Linked DNA regions of Mus musculus: region 1 is linked to region 2. The links are chromatin loops, found by intact Hi-C in ENCODE. Cell type or tissue: left cerebral cortex. All regions are shown on one strand.

Region 1 (8,000 bases), 120 kb after region 2:
TTTTGATCCCAGTACTCGGGAGGCAGAGGCAGGCGGATTTCTGAGTTTGAGGCCAGCCTGGTCTACAGAGTGAGTTCCAGGACAGCCAGGGCTACAGAGAAAACCTGTCTTGAAAAACCAAAAAAAAAAAAAAAGTATATATATATATATATATATATATATATATATATATATATATATATTTGCAAATGTTGGTTATCCTGCATTGACTGGTGGGTGACTAGATGTGAGGTGGGGTTAATCACATAGCATCACATGTAAGTACTCTCAACACTGAAATAAAGTTTCATATTTATATGTCTTCTTCCAAAGGATACTAATATTTTTTTCCCCTGCCATGTTGAAGCTAGCAGCCTGGCTTCACATAACCTACACAAGCACTCCATTATGGAGCTACCCTGCTTAAGGAGTTCTTCACATTCTCTCACCATAACTTTTATTCTCTGGCTGACAGAGCATTAGGCGATTCAAGAAACATGATAAAGATAAACTTACAAATTTCACCGTTGTAATTATGAAAGTAAATGGGACTTTCCTGGTTTTCCCTGTGACATATCCAAAGAAGGAAGATCATCTCACCTGTGGGCAAATTCAAAATGTTACTCTTTAAACTGTTTAGCAGTGGTGTCATTTGTATAAGTTTGCACACAAATTAACATTGCCTGCTGCTTTGCAAATAGTGGACATAAGTATGAGCCATGTGCTATGGAGATGAAGCAAAGGGGACTGAGTCTCCATAGCAGAGCAAGAAGAGTTCAGGGCTGAATGGTTCCTAAGCAAAGCATTGCAGGGCTTGTATGATGGCATAGTGGCAGGAGGTTCATGGAGTATTTGAGCAGGTGGCAGATGTTATGATGTCATTGCAGATAAGTCATTGGGGAAACAGTGAAATCTCTAATGCCTTTTGAGTTTAGAATGGGGAAAAGAAGATAAACTGCTGAAGACTCTAGGGAGTCCTGGGTGCCTCCATAGACAGGGGATCTGGAAATAATTGGTGGACAGGGTCTTGTTTCTGTTAGGTTTTAGTTGGGTCACTTCCTTTTCTTTATGCTTGTTGGTAGAGTTTTCATGTCCTTCATTTTAATGCTTTGAGTTTACATGAATCAGATTACTAAGTTCATTCTTTTTATTCTGTCTGTTCACTTCCCAACTTTTGGATGTTAATCAGGGAAAGTCATGATGTTCTTGAGTTGAACATGTACTAAGATATGTTCCTAAAATTCAGTGAAATATGGTTTGATTTGGTTTTGAATATAGATTTGTGTAACTATTAATATATCCAAATAAGAAAACAGATTATAAGTTCTTAACCTTTAGTTTATATTAGTCAGGAGTACCATCAGTCATGGTAATTAGAATTACTGACTTTCATTGTAATGATAATTTATTAGAACCGGTTCCCGGAGACAGTAACAGAACAGTTGGTCAATCTGGAATATAGTGTTGCCTTGGCAACTAATGAGAATGCAGTGAAACCAACCATAGAGCATAAAAATCACAAGGCTCTGAACAGGTTAAATACCAATCCCAGGCACAGAAAACGAAAAACATCTGCCAGTACATCTGACTATACAAAACCCCTTGGAACCTTGCCTGACATTAGAAACTACTTTGTAACCAGACATAGGAATCCATGTACTCTTATCAGACTTAACTTGAATAAAATAGAACCTCAAACCATATGACCAAAAGACATTCCACATTGTTTGTTCTTGGATTAGGACTGGTGCTCAGTAATAACAGCCCCGGGTTTGAGGCCCCAGGTTCAAATCCCAGTGTTGAGAAAAGAATAAAAAAGCTCTTGTAAGTTATTGAAGGCTGCTAAAATGATAGGAGGGAATCAGAATAAATAATACAGAAATGTTGCTGAAGGAAATCTATCCTTTCACTAACATTATTTATTGTTGTTTTGAGACGGGGTCTCACTACATAGCCCTGGCTGTCCTTGAACTCACTATGTAGACCCAGGCTGGCCTGGACTCAAAGAGATCTGCCTGTTTCTGCCTCTGTAGTGCTTTTATAAGAGACTATTTTACTGTTCATCTACCTCTATGCTGGTCACCATTGGCAGGTATAGACAGGGCTCCTTCCTTCCTTCCTTCCTTCCTTCCTTCCTTCCTTCCTCCCTTCCTTCCTTCTTCTAGAGCTATCAGAAAGATTACCATGTGGTTTATAATCTGGAAAGAGTTCTGTGAAACTCCAATGGACTAGTATATTTGAGGTCATCCTATGCTTACGAGTCCTGTCTCAAATACATATTAAACTATTTTTCTTTGCTAATTAAGGAGACAATAAACTGGAGAGCCAGCACTGAGTATGATGATATACTCAGAAGGCTTGAAGCGGGAAGATACTGAGTATAGGCTTCGCAGTAATACCCTGATTCAAAAAGTAAATAAGTTGGTCAGGTATGGTGGCACACACTTTTATTCCTAACATTTGGGAGGCAAAGGTAGGCTGTTGATTTCTAGGCCAGCCTGGTTTAGATAGTAAGTTACAGACCAGGCAGGGCTATGTAGAAGACCTTGTCTAAAGGGGTGGGGTAGAGAATGGGTAGTGAAGTAAAGTAAGTAGATTTGAAAAGGAAGAACTAGGGAAATAGGTCACTCAGCGTTTGCCTTATATACCTGAAGGCCTGAATTTGATCCCTAGAACCCATGGACAGGTGGGTTATACTTGTGATCTCAGTGCTAAGGAGATAGAAGCAGGAGGATCCTTGGATCTACTCACTGTTCACCCTGTCTAACGTAATTGTCCAAGCCAATGAAAGCCCGTCTCAAAGGCAGTAGATGGAGCTGGAGAGAAGGCTCAGTAGTTTAGAACACTGACTGCTCTTCTAGAGGTCCTAAGTTCAATTCCCAGCACCCACATGGTGGTTTATGGACATCTATAAAGGGATCTGATACCTTCTTCTGGCATGCAAGCATACATGTAGCAGAGCATTCATACATCAAATAAAAATTTAAAAAAAGAGAGGTAGATGATATGATGTTCCTAAAAATGACACTCAAGACTGTCCTCTGGCCATATGCATTTATACACACACATTTCTTTTCCTTTTTTAAAAATAAGCGTTGGGCTGGGGAATTGGCTAAGTAGAAGAATGTTTGCCTAGCACTTGCAGGACCCTGGGTTTGACACCAGCTCCAGAGTTGGGGGACTTTTTTCAGAGTGTGTCATCCAGTAAATAAAGTGAATTCTTATTCAGTGGTGCAGAAAGGCTGGTCAGAAATGAGACCTTGGCTTTCCCAGCAGAACACTTCCATTTATTTATTTATTTATTTATTTATTTATTTATTTATTTATTTATTTATTTATTTATTTGGACCTGTCCATAAAATGAGGGACTAAGGTTACAGGAGCTGTTGTTACAGCATCCTATGTACACATTTCCATGTCCTTGCAGTACTGGTTTTATAGAAAACTTTTAAGGGATTCCGCAAATGGGATAATTTCTTTTAGTGAGTTAGATTTTGAGAGTTAGCTTTTCTTTTTTTCTTTTCTATTAAATAGATATTGAAAGTAGGTCTTAAATGGCATGTTTTGTGTGTGATGGTGGTTACTTTGTCTTTTTTTTTTTCCTTTTTTTCTTTACTAGTAGGGAAGCCTAAGTCACAATAATTTGACTCTCTGGAGCAAGTTTCTGTGGCACTTGTTTCTGTGGGCATTCTTGCTTTAGACATTTGATGGCACTCAGCCATTGTGTAGCCATCATGTTCAGACATACTGCTACCTGAGGTGAGGTGGCAACTAAACATACTGGCCTGAGAACTCATGTTTTAAAAAACTTCATGGGAATCTGAGTTCTAGAACTCAGTAATCCAGAGAGACTTGCACATAAAGGATGCACAGGGATTTCAGCAGTGCTCTGGATCCAGCACATTTGTTCTCAAACCAAAGATAGATAGGTCTGGTTTTCTTTCTTTAAGTTGAGGCAGGGTCTTAGTGCATTTCCTATGCTGGCCACTTGCCTTGGCATTCTGAGTCCTTATAGGGATGTATATACTCCCCCTGTAGGGATGTATACCACCAGTTTGGCTATCAGAAAGCATCCTTTTTAGGATTCTTGATAGAGTATTTCACAGGAGCCTGTGTTGGGACAGGTAGTGAGTTACAAGCCCTATGACAAAGCCAGCTTTGTTCCAGCGGTGCACTCTACATTTTTACAGTGTAAGGCGGTTCCTTCTAGCCCATGAATTGTGTTATATGATCACTCAGTCCTAAATATATAATTGGTGAAAACACAGGGAAAAAAAGGGTTGTGACTGCACTAAATGGAGGCAGTGTGTTCTAATGAGCAGGAAAAGCTCCAAGACATAGATTTGTTCCTGAGTCTAGAGATCAAAAGACGATGAACTGAACTGTAGTCAGTGTGTCCACACAGTCAGCCTCTGGAAGGAACAGAGGTGGTAGCACTCAGCTCATGACAGAATCAGGAAGAAGCAAAAATGTGGCTTACAGTTGGACTTAAGTGTCTTATTATTGGGATTCATTCCCAAAGCCTATAGTGCACTGGTAACTTTTTAAGAGAGGGCTTCACTATGTAGCCCAAGCTGGCTTCACACTCCCACTGATCCACTTGCATCTGCCCCTTCAATACTAGGATTAAAAGTGTATGAATGAGCCCTTTAATAAGCTCCCAGGACAGAAACCAACCAGTAGAACTGATGGGTTTTTGGAAATTCTACCTAATTAAGGTTTTGGATTTTATAAGGAAACAGAGACAGTTGGGAGGACAAGATGGGTCAGTTGTGAAAAAGCCTCATAACCTTGAGTTTGATCCCTGGAACCCACATGGCTGAAGGGAACCACTCCAGAAAGTTGGTCTTTGACTTGTAAATGGGCTGTGCTGGGTGCACATAGAGGGGAAAGCTCTCTCCAGGATGGGAGTGGGCCAGTGAGAGGAGTGGAGAGGAGAGGCAGATACTTCCAGGCCACAAGTGAGTGTGGAGCCCATCCAGTGAGAGAATGGAATGAGCTGCCATGACAGCAAAACCCACCCTCCCTCCAAGGATTGGATTCCTCAGTCTTTATTTAACATTAAGGTGTTTGTTTTAAGTGAAAATTTGAGCAATTTTCTGGAATCGTTATTCTTCAGTAGTTATAGCCGAGAATTGGCAAATGAGCCTTACTTATTTTAAAACAGTTTTTTTTTTTTTTTTGAGTTGAGTGAATTCAGCAGGCTGGGCATAGAATGAGATAAATGAATGTGTGGGTATACATATATCTATATGTAAAGCTGACATAATTACTGTCCTCCGTGCCTGAATTGGCACCGTACTGTATTTTAAATTACAGGGATGAACAGAGTGCTAGCTAGCAGGAAATTATATATACAGATTAACACACAGTGGCGTTCTTTCTCTTTTTTTTTGTTCATTCTTCCCTTTTTACACCTGGTAAATGCATTTAGCACCCAGCTGCTTTAGGAGAAAGGGAGACTGGGAGAACTAGAGAGCTTACCCTGAATCCCAGGAGCTTGCTGTGATGTCACTGCAAGACCCGTGAGCGTGGGTGGTGCAAGAGCTCCAAGAGTGAGTGGGGAGCAGTGAAAGGGACGATGTCGCTTCCAGAGAAGCAGCCAGCCGCGCTCACTGCTGCTCTCGCTGCCGAGGACGAGCAGCTCTCTAAAGGCAACCCTCCAGAGTGCGGGATGGACTCCCGGAAAGAAATCGGTCAGGATGGATTTGAATGGCAGAGGACAGAGGGTAAACTGAATGAAATCGGGCTGAATGTCAGCATGGATGGACAGCTGAAAGACAGGCTTGTGAAGAATTCCAGCTTCCTGGAACAGAATAAGCTCGGCTTTTTTGAGGGGAAGCTAGACAAAGAACTTAGCATCGAAAAGCCTAACAAGGCGTATCAAGAAACCTCCGGTCACCTTGAGAGCGGGTATGTGATTTCAGGAACCTGCCAGCCCTCGGAGGGGAACTTAGTTCACCAGAAGGCAGCAGAGTTCCACCCGGGACTCACCGAGGGGAAAGACAAAGCAGCTACAGTTCAGGGGAAGGTGGCTGGGAAGAGTGGACTAGAGATCAAGAGCCAGCCAGATCTAAATTTTCCCGGGGCTGCTGACACTCTCACTCAACATGGTGAGGAACAAGAAACCAGTGCTTGGAACGCCAACTTTTACTCAGTAACTCAGAGCCCTCAGGCTGCAACTCCAGGAAAAGAGAAGAATGGCCTCGTCTCCAGCTGCTCTGTGACTGGGGTGATGAGTGATAACTCTGGGCAGCTTAATAATAAGTCCCCATTACTGGTGGCTATCACCCACCCAGACCCAACTAGTGAGCATTTGCCCACCACTAGTCCACCAATCACTATGGTGGAATTCACTCAGGAAAATTTGAATGCAGGCCAGGATAAAGAGTTGGAGAAATTAAGGTCTTCTGAGGAGGGGCCTATGCTTGACCAAGTACCCCAGCAGAAAAAGGCAATCCGAAGAGCCCTGTCTGAGTGTTACCATCTCTCAGTGCCCCCAGCTGTGAATCTTGTCGATAAGTACCCTGAGCTGCCTGCCCGAGAGGAGCTTCCTTCTGACCTGCTGCCTCCCACCAGTAGCCCAATGCCAAGCCCTATGCCCAGGAAGCTGGGGGTGCCTGCCATGAGGCGCTCCATGACTGTGGCTGAGGACCAGTCAGCTAGCTGCAGATTGAGTGCTGGGGAACTGGCCAGCCTGTCTGCTTCTCAGGTACCAACTGCTTTAACCTTCGAGGAACCAGTGGCCAAGGAGAGAGAAGAACAGATCCACTTCAGCAATGATAGCAACAGCTCTGGGAAGAAGGAACTGGGCATCGCTGGGCTGTATCTCCACAGTAAGCTGGAACAGATTCCCGAAGGAAGCCACAAGGGAAAGGGGCAGGAAAATACTGGTGAGACAAGAGTTGATTCATGTCCCTTCATCTGCCTGGGAGGCGAGAAACAGCTGATGGCACTGGCAGGGAAGAAAGAAATTGAGGTCACTGCAACCCAGAGCATTCCATCATTGCTGTTGGAAGAGACCCCACGTGATGGTATGTTTCTAAATTTTGCCTCCACTGGGAACCGGCAGGCAGTGAGGAAGAAGCCAAAGTGATAGATGGACAGGAGCGTCAGCAGCTTGTTACTCCTGGAGTCTGGGACTACCTGGGGGAAGGCTTAATTCCCTTGTTGGAGGCTTTCTGGGAGTGAGGCAGGAGAACACAGTGAATCTGGCTGGGTCAGGCTGAATGCTTCACTGTGGATACTGGCTGGCTGGGTTGTCAACGGGTGGGGGCAAAATTGGTAGGCATTAAAAACTAGAGCTGCTTAACCTCATGCCAACCTCCCTATCCCATCCCCCATCCTTCCACCCCTCTGATCCTATTGGTTTGAACCAAATGATTCTTGAGCTCTGGCCATCCCACTGCTGCTGATTGATTCACTCGCCTGTAAAATGAATCACTTTGTATAGAGTCACAGTAGGCTTATCAGTACTAACCACTGCTAAGTTGCAGTTTGGATGGAAGCTGTTTTCCCTTCTGCTTTTGAGAAGGATTTACTTTTGTTGAAGTTGAAAGAAAGCCTTTTATACCTGGCTGTTTAATATTCTCCCCATGTCCTTCCTGTTTGACCCTGTCATGTTTCTAGTTTTCTATTCCTGTGTTTTGTGGAGGTGGGGGAGAAGAAGAGGAAGAAAGGAAATTAGGGAGAAGAGAGACTGTGGACCAGTGAATGGTGTAGGGCTGCCATCTGTGCCCTCTTCATTGCCTTTTCTTTCCTTCCCTTCTCCACCCCCCACTGCTGCCATTGTTGATAGATTAAAGAAGCTGTTTTTTCTCTGGGTCCACAAAGGATCATGATTCACAATGGTGTTTGTTAACGGGCATTTAAAACACAAATTTTATTATTGTTTGTGGGGTTTTTTTGTTTGGTTGGTTGGTTGGTTTCGGTGTTTTAAGTAGTCACTTTTCCTAGGACCCATTTTCAGTATTCTCTTGAGTACATTTTAATGAAATGTTATTTTAAATTTATAATTGGGG
Region 2 (8,000 bases):
TGCTCTCAAACACTGAGCCATCTCTCCAGTCCCTGCTCAAGGTTTCTGATTCACTAAATAACAGCTGTGCAATCTATAACAGATATTTTGCTTTTCTGGGTTGTATTAATGGTCTTTCTATGGTTATCTATTTATAGTTCTGTATCTTTCCCACAAAACCTTTACTTTTTTTGTTTATTTGATATAGGGTCTCATGTATCCCAGGCTGGCCTTGAACTCCTGATCCTCCAACTCCCACTTACCAAATAATGGAATTACAAGCACGGACCACTGGACTCTTATTATTGTTGTTTTGCTTCTTGGAGACAGGGTTTTTCTGTGTAGTCCTGGCTATCCTGGAAATTACTTTGTAGGCTGCCTGTCCCTGCTCCTGCCCCTGTCTCTGCCTTCTGAGTGCTGGTATTAAGGTCCTCTGCCTCTGCCTTCTGAGGGCTGGTATTAAGGTCCTGCACCATCACCACACAGCTTATTATTATTATTATTTTTACAGAGACAGTCTCAGCTGGGCTAACCCCATCATCTGGGAAGCAGAATCAGGTGGATCTCTGAGAGTCTGAGGCCAGCAAGGTTTACAAAGAATTCTAGGACAGTCAAGGCTGTAATATAGAGAAACCCTGTTTCGAAAAAACAAAACACAAAACAAAACTCAAAACAAAAAAGACACAGTCTCATTATATGGCTCAGGCTGTTCTTGACCTTAGGTGGCCTAGTTGACCTTAACTTGGTATCCAATTGCCTCAGCACACAATGCCAGGGCATCCTTTTGCTCTCTTAGGTTTTTTTTTTTTTAATTAATTAAAAAAAATTTTAAAAGATTTATTTATTATATCTAACTACACTGTAGATGTCTTCAGATGCACCAAAGAGGATGTCAGATCTCATTATAGATGGTTGTGAGCCACCATGTGGTTGCTGGGATTTGAACTCAGGACCTCTAGGAGAGCAAGCAGTCAGTGCTCTTACCCGCTACGCCATCTCCCCAGCCCTAAAATTTTTTTGAGATAGGCTCTCACCATCTCTCTGGCTTGCATGGAATAAGCTGTGTAAATCAGGCTGAACTTGAGCTCACAGAGATCTGCCTGCCTCTGCCTCTCAAGTGCTGGGATTAAAGGTGTGTATTGTTACATTAGGTTAGTTACTATGATTTTTTAAAATATGATTTAATATATATGAGCACATTGTAGCTGTCTTCAGACACACGACACACCAGAAGAGGGCATCAATTTCCATGACAGATGGTTTTGAGCCACCATGTTGTGGCTGGGAATTGAACTCAGGACCTCTAGAAAACCAGTCAGTGCTCTTAACCGCTGACCCATTTCTCCAGTTACTATGGCTTTAACAGTAAACTATGTCTACTAAATCGTAAGTAACTATGTATGTACTTTAGGACAGTTACTAATATGGATCTCATGTATATTATCATCATCTCCATTTACTGCTTAAATGAATGAGTATTGTGTGACAAAACTTTCCCTGGGGAAATGCAATACAGAAGTCTACTTATCCCAGAGAGGAAACTCATGACAAACCAAAGCCCAGCTTGGTGAACCAATTAGTTTTATTGGGGCTACCTTCAGTACTATGATGAAATATGAGTGAGGGGTTACTGACAGTAGCAGAAATGACTCAAAGACAGCTGAATCACCAAGGCCCACCCCAATACTGGTAACAACTCACAAATTGGGAAAACTGGGGCACACTGCATAGCCTGCAGGCCACTCAATGGGTTGAGTAAGTAAGGCTGGTCTAAACCTCTTCCAGGCGGCTTGGCTGGTCTCTGCTTCTCTCAGGCAGCTGGTCTGGTCTTAAGAGTCTGCAACTTTTGCTCTTCTGAGAATCTTCTTTACTGCGTAGGTCTTCTTTTCTGAGAGGGACGCTGAACTCTGGCAGGAAGTAGCCTAGTAAAACTAGATGGTTTCAGGGCCTTCCTGCTTAATGGAAAGTTCCAATCTTGGAGGAAACTGTTACACAATATCGATACAGAAAGGTTTAGAAGTCTTCCACAGGTTTACATAATTTGTTTAGCCATGCTGAGACTTCATCGGGAATATGGTATTTTACCTTTGGCATCCTATTAGTAACTTTATTGAGAGTGACTATTATCTAATTTTCATAAACGAGGAAACTGAGGCTTACCTTTCCTAAGGCTACAAAAGCACAGCTGTACTTCCTAACCAAGTTCTCCTGGTAACCCCTATATGCCTGAGTTTACAATCCTAGCACCTGGCTACTGAAGTTAAAGCCCCACTAGCCAAACATTGTCTTGTTGACACTGTGGTGTTACTAAACTTGCCTGTTAACATAATGAGAATGAGGAGTGCTGGAGAGAAAATTAAACTATTAAAGATAAGGCTCATAACTAAAACTACAAAGGGCACTGAGGATATATTAACCATGTAGGGCTCTTGTGATGATTAAGATATGTGGATCATGGAATAAGCATAAAGGAGTTGGGTATCACTATTTCTTCTGGACCAGTACTATGCACAGGCAATATAATGTGACCGTAGTGACACTCTAGAGGAGGGGGGCGGGGAGAGGAGAGTAGGAGGAGGTAATTTTAGCTGTGTATGGCGGCTCAAATTTGTAATCTCAACACTCAGGAGGCTGAGGCTGAGGGATTGCCATCACTCTGAGGGAGGTGGGTGATGCAAAGTGAATTTCAGGCCAGCCTGCGCTATGGTGGGAGGCACTGTGCAAAAAACCCAAAACAGAACAAAGGTGATCTTTAAGTTTTCAAGTAACTACGTTGAAAAAAGAAAAAAACTAAAAGAAACATGAAATTATTTAAGTTACTAAATACACTCCCAATTATATAATCAGTTTTTTCTTGTTTGTTTGTTTGTTTTTCGAGACAGGGTTTCTCTGTAGAGCCCTGGCTGTCCTGGACCTTACTTTGTAGACCAGGCTGGCCTCGAACTCAGAAATCCGCCTGCCTCTGCCTCCCGAGTGCTGGGATTAAAGGCGTGCGCCACCACGCCCGGCCCCATATAATCAGTTTTGCATTCAACAATGTTCCTTCTCAACTTGGTCCAGCCACGTTTCAGGCAGCTACTATGAGCTGCGCCCTCAGCTCCCAGTCAGTTCCTCGCGGTTAGCAGTGAACCCAAGGCCCCGCCCCCGCCCCTCCCAGATTACATCATAGAGCCCACCAGTCAGGGCCGGCGGGGCCCACTCAGGCCCACCCGTACGCAGGCGCGTGCGCCTGACACTAGCATCCTTTCTGCTGGAAAAGGAAGCGGCGGCCCTCTCAGAACGGCGGAGGCGGCCTGAGCCTCGCCATTCGCTGAGGCATCCGCGGGCGGGAGGCCGCAGTCTAGACCCCCGACGCGCGCCGCGCCAACGGTCCGCCACTCGTGCTGCTTCCACGGAGAGGGCGAGGAGTAGGGGCCGGCGTGGATTGGTTCGCGGCGCCTCGGCCCGCCCTTCGGTGGCGCCCATTGGCTGGGGCGGCACCCGCTGACGGCGAGCACGCTCCGCCTTCGTGCCGGCCTTCAAGAGGGCGACGAGGAAGCGGCCACCTCCCTGTGCCCCGCCCCTCCGGCTAGGTCTGTGGCTTCTGCGGCTCCTCCCGGCTGCTCCCGGCTCCTCTCTGCCCTCTCCCGGCTTCCTGCGGCTCCGGCTTGGGCTCGGCGGCGGCGGCGGGTAGGTGCGGCTGTGATTGAGATCGGAGGGTCGGCCTCCTCACTAACCTCCACGACTCCCGCCCAGGTTCTCGCGGTGGCCGCCGGGGACCCCGCAGGTCCCTCCCGAGGCGGGGAAGGGCGGTGGCTGTCCGCCTACGGGACGCCGGGGTGGTTGAGAGAGGGGGCCTGGTGGGGGGCCTGCGGGCGTGACCTTCGGAGTTTCTGAGACGCCTTCTGAGGGGACCGTAGGGGGCGAGGCGGGCGGAGAGATTTTGTATCAGGGCTTCGGAGGTTGTGGAGCCGAGGGGCTTGCCTCAGGCTGGGCATGTGCTGAGCCGGGACACTGAGGGTCGACTGCAGCCTGGGCCCTTGGGTGGGGTTCGGGATGCAGAAGGACGCCGGGGTCGTTTCTCCAGGCTTCAGGAGGGGCGTCCGTGTATGTGGGGACTGAGGCGAGCTCTGCGTGTCCCTTCTGGGGGTTATGGGTGGGGCCGAGGGGTGGTCTGGAGAATCCAACTCGAGCCCTTGTGTGCGTGGGTCCCGCACACTTTGGGGACTGACGCGCATCTAGTGTCTGGCTTCGGGAATGCAAAAGGGGTCACGTTAAGGGTGCGGAGTCCGGAAACAGGGACCAGGGCTAGCAGCGGCTGTCGGAAACGTTACTCGGAGCAGAGATTGTGGTTTATTTTAGCACCCGGGACGAGCTCTTTTGGACTGTTACTGTCGGAACTCAACTTTACTTGAGATTGCCTCCTGGGCGTTTTGGGGAGGGTTTGCTTATCTCTTGGATTGTGTAGATTAAATGCATTTGGTCTTTAGGGGAAGAGGCTGATTTCCCCACAGGTTTGTGTTTTAGGAATCCAGAACTCGCCCCCTCCTGGAGCGGAGTTGTAGCCTGTACTTCTCAGGCAAGATTAGTGTTACCCAGCCTTTTGCTGGAATCCCCCTTTCTCCTTGCCCTCCGCTGGTCCAGTTACAGAATTTCTCCCCAGGGCCTCTGCAGTGTTTCTTGCTCCCTGCGAGTGTCTCCCGCCCGTTTTCCTACTGCTGCGCTTTTGGCAACTGCCTCTGCTCTTTCCCAGGGATGGTTGTGGCATTGCATCAGGGGATATTTGTGCTTGTAATTTGCTCACTCAGCCCAGGAGGAGGGAGAATAGTATGGTGTAGAGTTGGGGGGTGGGGGTGGGAGGGTGACAAACGGGAGGGGGGCGGTTGCCGGCAGCTTGGCTGGGTAGGCAGAGCGATGGGTGTGGTAAGGGAAATACAGCTGCTCTAGGCCTATAGGGTAACACTGCCCAGTCATCAGCGCAGAGATTCAAAGACCAGCAGCAGCAGCTATTTTTATAAATCAATCCTGAATCCAAGCTGAGCACATGGATTTAGGGTGAACAGTTGTCATGCCCTGACTATGACAGGCTGAGTGTTTTGTAGACAACACTGCAGTTGCTAAGCAAGAGGCTGGATCTGTCTGTACTATGATGCAGGTACTTGCAACTTTGTAACTTTTTCTCCACTTTGGGGAATATGTTCATGGCTTTTCAATTGATGGAGTCTGATGGTCCATACCATTTCCTTCAAAGCTGATATTTTTAAGTCAGTCATAATCTCGTTTTACACTTAGCTTAAAGTAATTAAAACTATTGCTTTTTGAGCTAGTACCTACCATCTTTCAGGGGTTTACAAAAAAAAGGATTTATGTAGCTGTACATGTGGTTATGAGCCTTCATGTGGTTATTGGCAAATGAATTTTTTTTTCTTTTTAGGACCTCTGCTCGCTCGGGTTAACACTGCTTGCTCTCTGGTCAGCCCCTCTCACCCAGTCCCTGCTTGCTCTGGCTCAAAGATTTATTTATCATTATACATAGGTACACTGTAACTGACTTCATACCCAGCAGAAGAGGGCATCAGATCTCTTTACGGGTGGTTGCTGGGATTGTGAACTCAGGACCTTTGGAAGAGCAATCAGTGCTCTTAATCTCTGAGGCATCTCGCCAGCCCTTCCAGGGGCTTTTTAAATGAAAGCGAATATACTTGCCAGGCAGTGGTGGCGCACACCTTTAATTCCAGCACTTGGGAGACAGAGGCAGGTGGATTTCTGAATTTGAGGCCAGGCTGGTCTACAGAGTGAGTTTCAGGATAGCTAGGGCTACACAAAGGAACCTTGTCTCGAAAAACCAAAAAAAAAAGAAAAAAAAGGGGGGGGGGATATACTGATGGAAACACACTCAGCAGAGATTTATGAGTCAGGTTTCAGTACTTGTTGAAGTATTGATGCCTTGTACACAATTGGATTTAATTATCCACTGGCCCAAAAACACCTCCATTGTTCTTGGTAGCCTAATCAGTAAACCAGTTGATTATAGTATTACAATGAGGGCAATGAAAATGCAAGGGTGTGTCTCTTATTGTATTTATTTTACTTTTTTTTCTTTTTCTTTTTTTTTTTTTTTTTTTTTTGGTTTTTCAAGACAGGGTTTCTCTGTACAGCCCTGGCTGTCCTGGAACTCACTTTGTAGACCAGGCTGGCCTTGAACTCAGAAATCCGCCTGCCTCTGCCTCCCAAGTGCTGGGATTAATATTTTACTTATTTTTACATTTACTGTGTGTGTGTGTGTGTGTGTGTGTGTGTGTGTATGTGTGTGTATGTGCGTGTATGTGTGCACGTGCGTATGAGTGTGGAGGTCAGAGGACAACTTTGGGAGTCAGTCTCTATTTACCTGGGGTTTGGGTATTGAACTCAAATTCAGACTTGGCAGCAAGTGCTTTTATCTGCTGAGCTGGGCGGAGCTGTCAGGTCTTCTCACTATTATATCTTGCTTTTTTTCTTTTCTTTTTTTGAGTCAGAGACAGGGTCTCTCTCGCTCTGGCTGTCCTTGAACCCACAGAGATGCCCCTGCCTTGCCGCTAGAGACTTGTATTATTTTTTAAAATTTTATTTTATGTTTATTTATTTTATGCATGAGTGTTTTGCCTCTGTATGTGCACCGTGTTTAGTGCCCGTGGAAGTAAGGAGAAGGGGTTGGATCCCTTAAGGCAGGAATGGCTCTGAGCTACTATGTGAGTGTTGGGAACCAATCTGGGCCTTCTGCTAGAGCAACAATTGGTCTTAACCTCTGAGCCATTTCCCGTGCTCCTGTTTTGTAGACTTTTGGAGACAAGGTTTTTTCTGTAGCCCAGGCTGGCCTGGAACTTTACTATGTAGTCTGGCCTGGGCCTTAGCTGAGCTCAGAGCAATCCTCTTCATCCATATTCCTTTATTTTTTTGTTCTTTTGTTTTTGTTTTTTTGAGCCCTGGCTATTCTAGAACTCCATTTGTAGACCAGGCTGGCATTGAATTCAGAGATTCACCTGCTGCCTTAGTTAGATTAAAAAGCATTCACCACCGATGTGTGTCCATGTATACCCCACTCCAAGACAGGGTTTGTCTCTGTAGCCCTCCCTGGCTGTTCTGGAGCTCTGTAGACCAGGTTGGCCGAGAACTCAGAGATCCACTTGCTTCTGTCTCCTGAATGCTAGGATTAAAGGCATGAACCACCACTACCTGGCTGTGCTTAAGCTTTTCAAATGTTAGGATTATAAGCATATGCTTACTGTACCTAGATTGGGGTATGTTCCCAATATTTTCCCTTTTCAGGTTGAAAAACAAATCCATTCATATGTTTAACAGTATGCGTATGGTAAAATCTCAAATATACAAATAAGGTTACATTTTATATTAAAGTATTTTCTATTGTTTGCTGACAACTGAAGGAAGCACCTGGATTTTCTTTTTTCCGCTGAGATTGGGGTCTTGTGTTGCCCAGGCTGGTCTAAAAGCTCCTGGACTAAAGCCATCTTCTTGCTTGGGAATATCACAGTTCTATATCAGCATTCAGCTTTGGTATTATAGCTAGATAGCTTAGCTTTAGTTAGAGATTTGGTTCTTCCTAACTTTGCTTTCAAATTTGGTGATTGAGTTTTGACTGTAGACCTTTGTAGTTGACAATTTCAAAATTTGTGGATTATTATTATTGAGACAGGGTTTTATTATATATCCCTGGCTGGCTTTGAATTCGTGTGACACTACACTCAGTTCAAGGGCTAAAGCTTTGCACAAGGTAGGGAAATCTCTGCTGCTCAGCTGTATTCCCAATCTTATTATTTTTTTAATGTTAAGAATAGGTAGTTAAGGGCTGGAGAGATGGCTCAGTGGGTAAGAGCACTGACTGCTCTTCCAAAGGTCCTGAGTTCAAATCCCAGTAACCACAGGGTGACTCACAACCACCTGAAATGAGGTCTGACACATCTGCAGTCAGCTACTTATGTATAGTAATAAATAAATTTAAAAAAAGAATAGGTAATTAAATGCAAGAAAATCAGAGATGAGAAGTA

The links. A loop is a pair of places that touch in the nucleus more often than their neighbours do. Peaks named below come from ENCODE experiments on the same cell type or tissue, not always from the same donor. Only the 100,000 strongest peaks of a DNase experiment are listed, where the experiment ranks them.
Region 1: a loop joins it to region 2, with 3 times the contacts of the local background. A loop is called at or near these places in 3 of 42 quality-filtered maps.

Annotation. Positions count from the first base shown.
Region 1 is chr9:110,046,510-110,054,509 of GRCm38, forward strand. All of the region lies in intron 8 of Map4 (microtubule-associated protein 4), which reads left to right. Among named protein-coding and RNA genes, the nearest start is that of Dhx30, 67 kb to the right of the region's middle. In left cerebral cortex, no CTCF peak of the experiment used is centred here; DNase peaks (open chromatin) are centred at 4,947, 5,529, 5,977, 7,030 and 1 more place; H3K4me3 peaks cover 2,959 bases; H3K27ac peaks cover 3,370 bases.
Region 2 is chr9:109,928,293-109,936,292 of GRCm38, forward strand. Map4 (microtubule-associated protein 4) reads left to right here and starts at 3,482. Exons shown (of 19, transcript NM_001205330.1): 1 at 3,482-3,648. In left cerebral cortex, CTCF peaks have their summits at 3,592 (motif pointing left), 4,507 and 4,715; DNase peaks (open chromatin) are centred at 2,612, 3,356, 4,209 and 4,766; H3K4me3 peaks cover 2,604 bases; H3K27ac peaks cover 2,305 bases.